Linked DNA regions of Homo sapiens: region 1 is linked to region 2. Evidence: chromatin contacts called from ENCODE Hi-C or POLR2A ChIA-PET data. All regions are on one chromosome and are shown on one strand. The core of a region is the stretch at or near the end of the contact, and the rest is flanking DNA. Distances in the headings are between cores, read along the strand shown. Region 1 overlaps TESK2 (testis associated actin remodelling kinase 2). Region 2 holds the start of LINC01144 (long intergenic non-protein coding RNA 1144).

Region 1 (5,558 bases), core at 3,024-5,523, 110 kb after region 2:
CTACTGATTTTACAGTGTAGCAGCTGAGGATTTAGCATTCTTAAATATTTCCCTTCCAATATTGTTATAAGATAATTTGGGGTAAAATTGACATTCAGGGGAAAAAAATCAAGACTCAGGATTACATCGTTAAAATTATTATTATTTTTTAGAGACAGGGTCTTGCTCTGTCACACAGGCTAGAGTGCAGCGGTGTGATTACAGCTCACTGAAACCTTGAACTCTTGGGCTCAAGAGATCCTCCCACCTCAGCCTCCTGGGTAGGTAGGACCACAGGTGGTGGCCCCACAATGGGTTTTTTTTTGTTTTTTTAATCTTTTGCTGAGACAGGGTCCCACTATGTTGCCCAGGCTGGTCTCAGCCTCCCAAAGTGCTAGGATTATAGGTGTGAGCCACCGTGCCTGGCCAGCATTTACATTATTATGACTGATTATAATCACTATGAGGCCAAGTACTATATTATGATTTCACTTTATTTCTTCTATAATTGTTTGTATTTTACCCCTTTTTTCATTTGCTTAGTTATTACATGCTATCATGGTTTGGTTGTGTCCCACCCAAATCTCATCTTGAATTGTAGCTCCCATAATTCCCATTTTGGAGGGACCTGGTGGGAGGTAATTGAATCATGGGGACAGGTCTCTCCCATGCTGTTTTCGTGATAGTGAGTAAGTCTCACGATATCTGATAGTTTTATAAAGGGGAGTTCCCCTGCACATGTTCTCTTGCCTGCAGCCATGTAAGATGTCCCTGTGCTTTTCCTTCATCTTTTGCCATGACTGTGAGGCCTCCCCAGCCACGTGGAACTACGAGTCCATTAAACCTCTTTCCTTTATAAATTACCCAGTCTTGGGTGTGTCTTTATTAGCAGCATGAGAAAGGACTTATATGCATGCCTACTGCTACTTCTTTCCAAAGCCTCCAACAAAATTGTAAAATTCTTCTGAATATGGATTTCCACCCTGCCAAACATATCAGGAAATACATAAGTTCTTTCCTCACACCCCCACTTCCCAACATCTCTCCTGAATCTTGTAATCCTTCGAATCCAACCTGAACTGCTTATTTTGTAGACTGTTGCACAACAGTCATCCTGGGACTTCCCATTACCTTTATACCCACTTCTTTCTAGGTCTCAAGGCTTCCTTTTTATTTTTATTAGGGTGTTTTGTTTACTTCCCTGTTTTGAAGGGACACATCCTCCAATAGCATCATGAGAAGGGGCTCATGAGAGGCAAATTTTTTGACAATTTGCCTATCTAAAAATATCTTCACTCTACTCTCATGCTTGATTGGTAGTTCAGCTGGACATAGGATTCTAAGTAGGAAATCATTTTCTCTCAGAAAGCATCTTCCATTGCTCTAGCTTTTTTGTATGGGATTTTTTTTTAAATTTTTTCCTCTGTGGAAATGTTTAGAATATTTTTATTACCCATATTCTAAAATTTCATAATGATATGCTCTGGGTGGCTGTTTTTTCATTCATTGTGCTGGGCCCTTTCAATCTGGAAGCACATGTCCTTTGGTTCTCCCCTCCAGGTATTAGCCAGGCCCGGCACAATGGGTTAGTCTGCATACTGAATGGTGAGAACTCAAAGAGCATGAGCCTATGGCTCATATAAAAAATGTTTTAATTTTATTATATTGCCAAAGCCAAATACTTCTGAGAAAGGTTGTCATTTTTAAAAAACTGTCTTCCTTTATTTGGGTCTATTCATTTTCTCCAGGAAAAAATCCATCAATTTCCTGGCAAGTGGCAGGGTTGAGGGTAGGATAGGAATGATTCTTGCCTGCCTGAGAGCCAGGTGATGGAAGGTGACTAGAAGTCTTATGAGCCTCACCATTCCAGTATGCAGACTATCCCCCCATCTCCTCTTTTAGGTATTGCATTCTATCAGATGTTCACTAGTATGAAGTATTTCTGGTTCAATTTTTCTCCAAAAATAAACCATGTCTTATTGGGGTGGGTGATATTTAACTGATTAGTTACAAGAAATGGGGATGTTGACTTTCAGGCCCAGTTACCCCTTAAAAGACTTTGAATAGCCCTCTTATTTTTAGCCCAAGCCTGACACCCACCTTCAGTTCCTGAGCTTTTATAAGTTTCTGTGATGCAAACTGGCTTGGTTCTAATTGGCATCAGCTTCTAGAGATACTACACTATAGGCACTACAAATACAGTGGTGAAAAAGATAAACTTCTACCCTCAGAGAGCTCATTCAATACTGGAGGCTTTAAGCAATAGGTAAACAAATGAATAAGGTTCTTTTCAGAAGTAATGAGAACTTGTAACAAATATCGATGTCTATTTTAGACTAGTCAAAAAGATTTCTTTGAAGAGGGGCTATCTCAGCAGAAATATATCATATGATTCTGGAATAAAGTAAGTACAAAGGCCCTGAAGCAGGGAAAAAAGCTTAATGTGTCTGAGAAACAAGAGGGTTAGTGAGTGTGGTTAGAATGATGTAAGAAAAAGGAAGAATGATTGGAAATATGGTCAGAGCCACGTAGGCCAAATCATTTAGGGCCTGATAGGTTAAAGCCCAGAGTATGAACTTTGAAGAATGACAAAAAGCTGTATTAGGAAATTCAGCAGGGAAATGACATAATCTGATTTACCCTCTTAAAATTCAATCTGGCTATTGTGGGGTAAAAGGGGAAGACAAGAGATCAATTAGGATGGTTGGGCTAGAGTAGTAAGTGTAGAGGTAAAAAGACTCAGGACATATTTTGAAGATAATGCTGAACTACTTGATGGTTTGAAATAGGGTGTAAGAGAAAGATAATAAGAATGGTAAGTTTTTGGCTCAAGTGATGGATGAATGGTGGGAGAGGTCTGGAAAGAAGAAAGGGAATGCGGCAGGAAATTAATAGTGGTCCATAATGGGTACTCAATAATTAGTAATCATTGTTTATATTAAAAATCTTCAGCCAAGACACAGTGGCTCACACCTGTAATACCAGCACTTTGGGAGGCCAACGGGGGCAGATCACTTGAGGCCAGGAGTTTGAGACCAGCCTGGCCAACATGGTGAAATCCTATCTCTACTAAAAATACAAAAATTAGCTGGGTGTGGTGACACATGCCTGTAATCCCAGCTACTCGGGAGGCTGAAGCACGAGAACCTGGGAGGCGGAGGTTGCAGTGAGCAGAGATCATGCCACTGTACTCCAGCCTGGGTGACAGAGTGAGACTCTGTCTCAAAAAAAAATTAAGATCACCTTACAGTCTAGTGTTACAAAAGATGCTTTGTGAACTCTCTTGAGAGTCTTTCACCTAGTTACCCACCAGGATTACAATGATAAAATCAGAGAGATCCACTTTATTATTTTTTTTTCAACCTTCAACAGATGCAAAAAAACATTTTAGGCTGGGAGCAGTGGCTCACGCCTGTAATCCCAGTACTTTGGGAGGCCGAGGCAAACGGATCACCTGAGGTTAGGAGTTCGAGGCCAGCCTGGCTAACATGGTGAAACCCTGTTTCTCCTAAAAATACAAAAAATTAGCTGGGCATGGTGGCGCGTGCCTGTAATCCCAGCTACTCGGGAGGCTGAGGCAGGAGAATCACTTGAACCTGAGAGGCAGAGGTTGTAGTAAGCTGAGATTGCACCATTGCACCCCAGCTTGGGCAACAAGAGCGAAACTCCAACTCAAAAAAAAAAAATTTTTTTTTAAAACACTGCCCATTTATTCTGGAACACACTCCACATCCACATTCACTCACCCTTAAGATATTTTAAAAACCTGATTATTTAAAAATTGTTCAACATTTAATTCAATGTGATTTCTTATTTATATATTTATTTATTTTATTTTTTATTTTTTTTTTAACATACATGGTCTCACTATATCACCCAGTCTGTGTTTCAGTGGCACAACTGAAACCACCTTTGCAAAAGAGAAATCTGACATCGTTAACTCTATCTTGCCTCCAACCTCAAGCTGTTTGTCTTTGGTCATTCCTGGGCATAGGCCAAGCTAACTTTGGGAGGAATTTAGTTTACAGTTTAACCTTAAAGCAAGGATGATAATAGCCCTTCCCAAAACTAAACTACCTTTGTAAAACTAAGGAAAGGCCACAAGGTTAGGATTATGGGAGGGGAGAGAATTCTGCTAAAATGTAGGTATAGTTCTACAATTTCTTACTGCTTGGGAGTCATGTGGCTAGAGATCACAAGATTTGTGACTTCTCCAACTGCTCCTATAGATAACATCACTATTATAGAACCTAAGACTGGTTTTCTGAGAGATTTTTTTCAGACCAACCCCACCCAGACTCATGACTCATGACTCAACTGGTCCTGTAGCCCAGCCTTCCCCAACCTTTTTGGCACCAGGGACTGGTTTTGTGGAAGACAATTTTTCCACAGACTCGGGTGAGGGTCAGGTGGAGGGATGGTTTTGGGATGAAACTGTTCCACCTGAGATCATCAGGCATTTGATTCTCATAAGGGACGTGCAACCAAGATCCCTCGCATGCACAGTTCACAACAGGGTTCACGCTTCTATGAAAATATAATGCCACCGCTGATCTGACAGGAAGCAGAGCTCAGGCAGCAATGCTTGCTCACCTGTTCACCTCCTGCTGTGTGGCCCAGTTCCTAACAGGCCACAGGCTGATACCGGTCCATAACCTGGGGGTTGAGGACTCCTGCTGTAGCCCTACACAGAGGCACACTCAGCGCACAAGGACTTTTCCACACCCCCAATTAATCAGCAGCACCCATTCCCTCAGCCCTGCCCACCAAATTGTCCATAAAAACTCTAACCTCTAGAGGGCTTCAGGAAGACTGATTTAAGTGATAACTGCCTCTTTGGCATGGCTGGCCTTGAGTCAATTAAACTCTTTCTTACTGCAATGCCACGATCTCAGGGAATTGATTTTGTCTGTGCAGCTGGCAGGAAGAAGCCATCATAGCTCACTACTCCTAGGCTCAAATGGATCCTCCCGCCTCAGTCTCCCAAGTGCTCAGATTATAGGTGTAAGCCACCATGCCCTGCCTCAGTGTGATTTCTAACAACTGATCTGGTCCATTCTCATTAAACAGAAGAAATCAAAGCACAGAGGTTAAATAACTTGTCCTAGAGAATATAATTAGGAAATTGTGGAGCTGTGTGAATTGTACAAGAGAAAGAGTGGAAGAAAAGGCTGGAAAAACAGACTGAACCTTAACTGTCAGTCTAAATAATTTTTGACTCGATTTTGAAACCAATGTGAGCCACAAAAAGTTTTAAGAAATAAACTATACAACCAGAGCTGAGTATCAGGAAGAGTGAAAAAGGGCAAAGAGACAGGGAAAATAATTCACTCCAGGTGAAAGTGAAGAAGGCTGAATTACAGCCCACATATACGGGAAGGAATAGATGCAAAAGCCTTTGAATATTTAGAATCACAGCTTAGCTTCTCATTAGAAGCAAGGAATACATGATAACCAAAAATGGCTGGAATTTTTCAGGATGGATAACTGGAAAGATGGCTGTCTTAATAACTGAGACTGGGAAAATATCCTGCCATATTCTCACAGCATTAGCTAATGCTAGTCTATTTCCTACATAG
Region 2 (5,730 bases), core at 2,346-4,845:
GACAGATGGAAAGGTATCAGACCTTGTGGGAAGAAGCTGGGCTTTTCGACAACCTTTCCAACTTGCTGGATGAACACACCAGGCTGGGGACCACTCAGCCTAGACTGAGTTAAGCTGAGGCCAATGATGACATCTACAGGTCATATGAAAAAACTGCAGCCTAAGAATCACCCACTTGGCCCGTAAGTGGTTCGTTCATACATTTATTGTGGTTCATATATTCATATATGTAATGTGAATAAACATATTCATATATTTATTGTGCTCTCAACACTGGGCATAAGTCTCAGGGGTCTTGGAAGGCATCCGCAAGCAAGTGAAATTTATGCTGAGGCTTGGTGATTGAAAAAGTGTTAGCCAGGTTAAGGTGAGAGGGAAAGAAAGAGCATTCCAGGATGGAGAAAACAGCAAAGAAAAAAGCCCTGAGTGCGAAGGAACAGAAAACCTTCAAGAAACAAATTATGGCATGGAGAAGGGGACAGCGGTAACCAAAAAAAGCTGGAGAGTTTGTCTGAGCCTAATCAACCATGGAAAAAGTTTCTGTCTTTACCCTAGGAGCAATCAGAACTTATTGAAAGGTTTTAAAAAGCAGGATAGTAACATAATTAGATCTGCATTTCTCAAAGTTAACTCTGGCTACAGGGTGGAAGCTGGTTTAAAGAGTAGCAAGCCTACCACTTCAACCCAGGGGGTCAAGGCCACAACGAACTGAGATCACGCCAGGGCACTCCAGCCTGGGGTACAAAGTGAGACCCTGCCTCAAAAAAAAAAAAAAAAAAAAAAAAAGAGTAGCAAGCCTAAAGCCAGGGAGGCAATTAGAATTAGAATATCATTGCAGTGTCCAGGTGGTACAGAAGGTGGTGGGGACAAAGGGAGGAAAAGAAAGGTGACCGTTGGTAAGAAATAATGGAAAATTGGCCGGGCGCAGCGGCTCACGCCTGTAATCCCAGCACTTTGGGAGGCCGAGGTGGGCGGATCACAAGGTCAGGAGATTGAGACCATCCCGGCTAACACGGTGAAACCCCATCTCTACTACAAATACAAAAAATTAGCCAGGCGTGGTGGCAGGCGCCCGTAGTCCCAGCTACTCAGGAGGCTGAGGCAGGAGAATGGCATGAACCCAGGAGGCGGAGCTTGCAGCGAGCTGAGACCACGCCACTGCACTCCAGCCTGGGTGACAGAGCGAGATTCCGTCTCAAAAAAAAAAAAAAAAAAAAAAGGAAAATTAGCCAGGCATGGTGGTGTGTCTGTGGTCCCAGCTTCCCAGCTTCTCGGGAGGCTAAGGCAGGAGGAGCTGGAGAGGTTGAGGTTACAGTGAGGCATGATTGCACCACTACACTCCAGCCTGGGCAACAGAGCGAGAACCTGTCTCAAAAGAAAAAAAAAAGGGAAAAGGATTATGGAAATAGAATGGGCAGGGCCATGGTGATTGACTAGAGGTGCGCATTGAGGAATAGGGACATTCAAGTAACCAGACCTGTAGGTTTCTGGCTAGGAGAGCAGTGGAACAGCTACTGAGATGGGAGCATGAGAAGGGGGAGGATAATGTTGGGTATGATTGATTTGAGGTCCCTGTGGGACATTCAACTCAAGATGACAAATAAGCAGTTGAATAAAGGTTAGGAAGGGAGACTTCACTGTGTGGATCAACTGCATGTAGATGGTAACCAAAGCTCTGAGCAGCACCAACATTTCAGAGTGGGCAGAGGAAAGACAACATGGCTAGAGCAAAACCAGGCGAATGTGGCACTATGAAAGCTGGGAGAAGAATGTTTCACAAAGGAGAGAATGGTCAACTGTATGAAGTCTTTTAGAGAAGCAGTGAAATGAGATCTGAAGATTGTCCATAGGACAACATGAAGATCATTGGTGACCTTAGAGCCTTTGAAGGTGCAGTGATAGAGAGAAGCCAAATTAGAATGAGTTGTGGAGTGAGTAGGAGGTAAGGTTGTGGAGAAAGCGAGTGCAGACAATTTGAATAAATGTAGCTAAACAAGTCACTAGTGGGAGGGTAAATAGGTAAAATCATAAATTAAACACACACATAGCTTTTACCCCAACAATTCTACTTCCAAGAAATCAGCCTACAAATATACTCCATATGTGCACAAAGACCTACAGAAAGGATGTTTACTACACCATTTTATAAACAGCTACAATGTTAATCAATAGGGGGCTGGTTAAATTAATATAACACATCCACACAATATAACACACACAGGGTATTACGTGGCCATTAAAAATACCATGGTAGGCTGGGCGCAGTGGCTGACACCTGTAATCCCAGCACTCTGGGAGGCCAAGGCAGGTGATCACCTGAGGTCAAGTGTTCGAGACCAGCCTGGCCAACATGGCGAAACTCCCTCTCTACCAAAAATACAAAAATTAACTGGGCATGGTGCAGGTGCCTGTAATCCCAGCTATTCTGGAAGCTGAGGCAGGAGAATCACTTGAACCCCGGAGGCGGAGGATGCAATTAGCCGAGATCGTGCCATTGCCTGGGCGACAGAGCAAGACTTCTGTTTAAAAAAAAAAAAAATCATGGTAGGGCCGGGCACGGTGGCTCAGCCTGTAATCCCAGCACTTTGGGAGGCCAAGGCAGGCAGATCACCTGAGGCCACGAGTTCCAGACCAGCCTGGCCAACATGGCAGAAACCCCCATCTCTACTAAAAAGACAAAAATTAGCCCAGCGTGGTGGCGCATGCCTGTAATCCCAGCTACATGGGTGGCTGAGACACGAGAATCGCTTGAACCCAGTGGTGTGCCACTGCACTCCAGTCTGGGCAACAGAACCAGACTCCATTTAAAAAAAAAAAAAAAGTACATATGGTAAATATTATGTGTATTTTACCAAAACAAGTTTTTATTTTTAAGGCACAATCTTGCCCTGTCGTCCAGGCTGGAGTGCAGTGGCGCGATCACAGCTCACTGCAGCCTTAACCTCCCCCAGCTCGGGCGATCCTCCCACCTCAACCTCCCGAGTAGCTGGGACCACAGGCCTGCGCCACTACGCCCGGCTAATTTTTGTATTTTTGTAGAGACGGGGTTTCACCATGTTGGCCAGGCGGATCTCGAACTCGTGATTTCAAGTGATCCGCCCGCCTCGGCCTCCCAAAGCGCTGGGATTACAGGCGTGAGTCACCGCACCTAGCCGAAAAAGAATTTTTTAAAGTCACCATCTCTACGAGGTTTTTCTGGGCCACCCCCCGGTAAAATGTCAAGCCCTCGACGAGCCGGGAGAGAGTCGGAATCCTGTGGGGGAGGCAGGGGCGTGTCCAGAAAGGCGGGAGCTTCCGGAACCGCTTAGAGCTAAGGGAGCTCGGAGCGGGGGCCGGGGCCGAGGGCGGAGCAGGGTGGGGAAGGGGCGGGTCCAGAAAGACGGGAGCTTCCGAGGCCGCCTCCACAGGAAGGGAAAGGGGCGGGAGCTTGGAGGGGGCGGGTCCAGAATGGCGGGAGCTTCCGGGGCCGCCGCCTCTGGAAGGAAAAGGGGAGGGAACGTAGAGGGGGAGGGAACGTAGAGGGGGCGGGACCAGGAACGAGAGCGCGTGGGTTTCTGGGGTGTCCGCCGGCGCCCCCTGGGATTGGGGAGAGAGGGAAGGGCTGAGGCTCACGGTTTCGGAGTAAGGGGAGCGGCCCGGCGAGCCGCCGCGCCTGGGTTAAGAGCTGCAGGAGGAACGTGGCTTCACGAGTTCGGCTCCTCGGCCATCCACAGCCCGGGCCTCCGCCTCTGCTGACCTGGCGGCTGTAGAAGGCAGAAGAGGCCTGAAACCTGCAGCAGGAGCACCACCCTGCCCCGCGGCCCCGCGCGCCCTCCAGTGGCGTCATCCCATCCGCTTTGATCTCGACTGGCGCGCCTACCCTCGGCAGCGGCACCCCTTGGGAGCGCAATCGCGGGCAGACTCCGAGGACCCATCTTGCGAAAGTTCTGCGAGGTCCTGACTTTAAGGGAACAGGGGTCGTACTTGGGCCATGGCCGGAAGGGAGATCCAACATCCATGACGACGTCTACCCCCCAGCCTGCCCCTTCAGAGCCCAGTCTGTGCCTTGCGTCAAAGTCAAGCAAGGGCTCTTGTAGGGCACCGAGCCCCAGCCAAAATCACCCTTTTCTTTCAGATAGCCCCCACTTACCCCCAGAAACCTTACTCTCTCCCTCGGGAGCAGGTGGGAAGTGAAAGGCCGGGGGGGCTGTTTCTGCTCTGCTTGTCTGTACCTGTGGCCCTTGAGTGGAAAACCCCGCCGCTGGACCAAAGACCTGGAGGCTCCAGGATTGCCCACTTGGGACCCTGACTATGAAGGGTCAAGATAGCCCATTCTGCCCCAGCACTCAGAGCCCTATTACCAAGGCCCCTACTCCAAGAATCCACCATCAAAACCGGGGCCCTGCCAGTGCCTTCCCAGTGTTCAGGCCTAGGGAAGAATAGCCCCATTATGCCTGTTACTCCTGATCCTTCTGCAGTCTCTCTCTTTGTGACCCCATGGCCTTTGCTGCTATGTCTGCCCTGGCCCCACAGAGTGCCAGGTCAGAGCCACCCTGGCCTACATAGCAGGGCCCCGGTTCACAGGCTAAAACCTGGGCCTCCTGCCAGGCTGCAACTCCCAGCTGCACACCGCAACCTGAGACATCTCAGCATATTCTAGGAACTAGTAATGGGGACGCTTCCGACTCGCTGGGGAAGGGAGATGAGGGCCTCTAGCTCTCCATGCCCAGTCTCTCATCATCAAAGTCATTTAAGGCCCCAGCGACCCCAGGGTTCAGCAGCATCCTGTTCATCATGAGCAGAGGGGTGACTGAATAGAATGGGAGGCAGGTGTGGCCTGAGCAGTTCCCAACCTGAATTTTCCTTTGAGCTTGGTGATTTGGGGCGGGGGATTGAGATATTTTCCTTTCACTTGTGGGAAATCTTGGGGCCCCACAAATCACTAAGCTGAAGGGAAAAGTCAAGCTGGGAACTACTCAGGGCAAACCTGCCTCCCATTTTATTCAGTCACTCCTCTGCTCGCTGAGATAGACACATACCTGATTGCCTCCTTTGGAGAGGCTTGTCAGAAACAAAATAATGCAACCATTTGTCTCTCAGCTACCTGCGACCTGGAAGCCCCCTCCCCACTTCGAGTTGTCCCCGCCTTTCTGGACGGAACCAACGTACTTCTTACATATATCGATTGATGTCTCATGTCTCCTTAAAATGTATGAAAACAAACTGTGCCCTGACCACCTTGGGCACATGTCGCCAGGACTCCCTGAGGCTGTGTCACGGGCACGCATCTTCAACCTTGGCAAAATAAAGTTTCTGAATTAACTGAGACCTGTCTCAAATTTTCAGGGTTCACATTTTGGTAATCATTGAGGGATTCTGAGTGGAGATGCCCCTGACTTTTGACAAATCTCCCATTGGTGCATGGTACCAGCATGAGCTAACTTTATGGCTCAAACCAATAGGACAATTTGCTGAGGTCTGAGAGTACCCCGTCCAGAGAATCCCTGATCTCCCAAAATTTAGTCAAGATCTAAAGTTTATTTTGCTGTACAACTCCTCTTTTTCTAGAGTTTTACTTGCTTCCAACACAAGGAAGGCAACTTTTCTCCTGCTTCCATGACAATGGAATGCAGGTAACTCCTATGGAGTCTGAGCTCACTTCTAACAGGGAAGATGAGTTTGTTTTTTGTTTTTTTCCTGCTTCTAGGATGGTAGAAAGCAGCCTTCGGCCTGAGACCCATCCCTAGATAG

What was found. A loop is a pair of places that touch in the nucleus more often than their neighbours do. ChIA-PET counts read pairs that join two places held with the same protein, here RNA polymerase II (POLR2A).
Region 1: a map of PC-9 shows a loop between it and region 2 (4-fold over the local background). The contact joins the enhancer-like site here to the promoter of LINC01144 in region 2. A Hi-C loop is called at or near these places in 1 of 168 maps with a recorded cell type or tissue (PC-9). POLR2A ChIA-PET finds 5 or more read pairs at or near these places in 7 of 52 experiments (B cell, Panc1, T-cell and 4 more).

Annotation. Positions count from the first base shown.
Region 1 is chr1:45,406,953-45,412,510 of GRCh38, forward strand. All of the region lies in intron 3 of TESK2 (testis associated actin remodelling kinase 2), which reads right to left. Among named protein-coding and RNA genes, the nearest start is that of TOE1, 70 kb to the left of the region's middle. Within about 2 kb of position 4,274, at least 4 of the 41 ENCODE cell types and tissues checked have a DNase peak (open chromatin) inside an H3K27ac peak, as active enhancers do; they include B cell and PC-9, where a contact is called at or near this core.
Region 2 is chr1:45,300,315-45,306,044 of GRCh38, forward strand. It overlaps LINC01144 (long intergenic non-protein coding RNA 1144), which reads left to right and starts at 3,596. Exons shown (of 1, transcript NR_024270.1): 1 at 3,596-5,305. It overlaps LOC105378691 (a long non-coding RNA gene), which reads right to left and starts at 3,432. Exons shown (of 3, transcript XR_947287.4): 1 at 3,178-3,432. RefSeq lists silencers at 1-217, 3,319-3,498 and enhancers at 3,169-3,228, 3,689-3,928.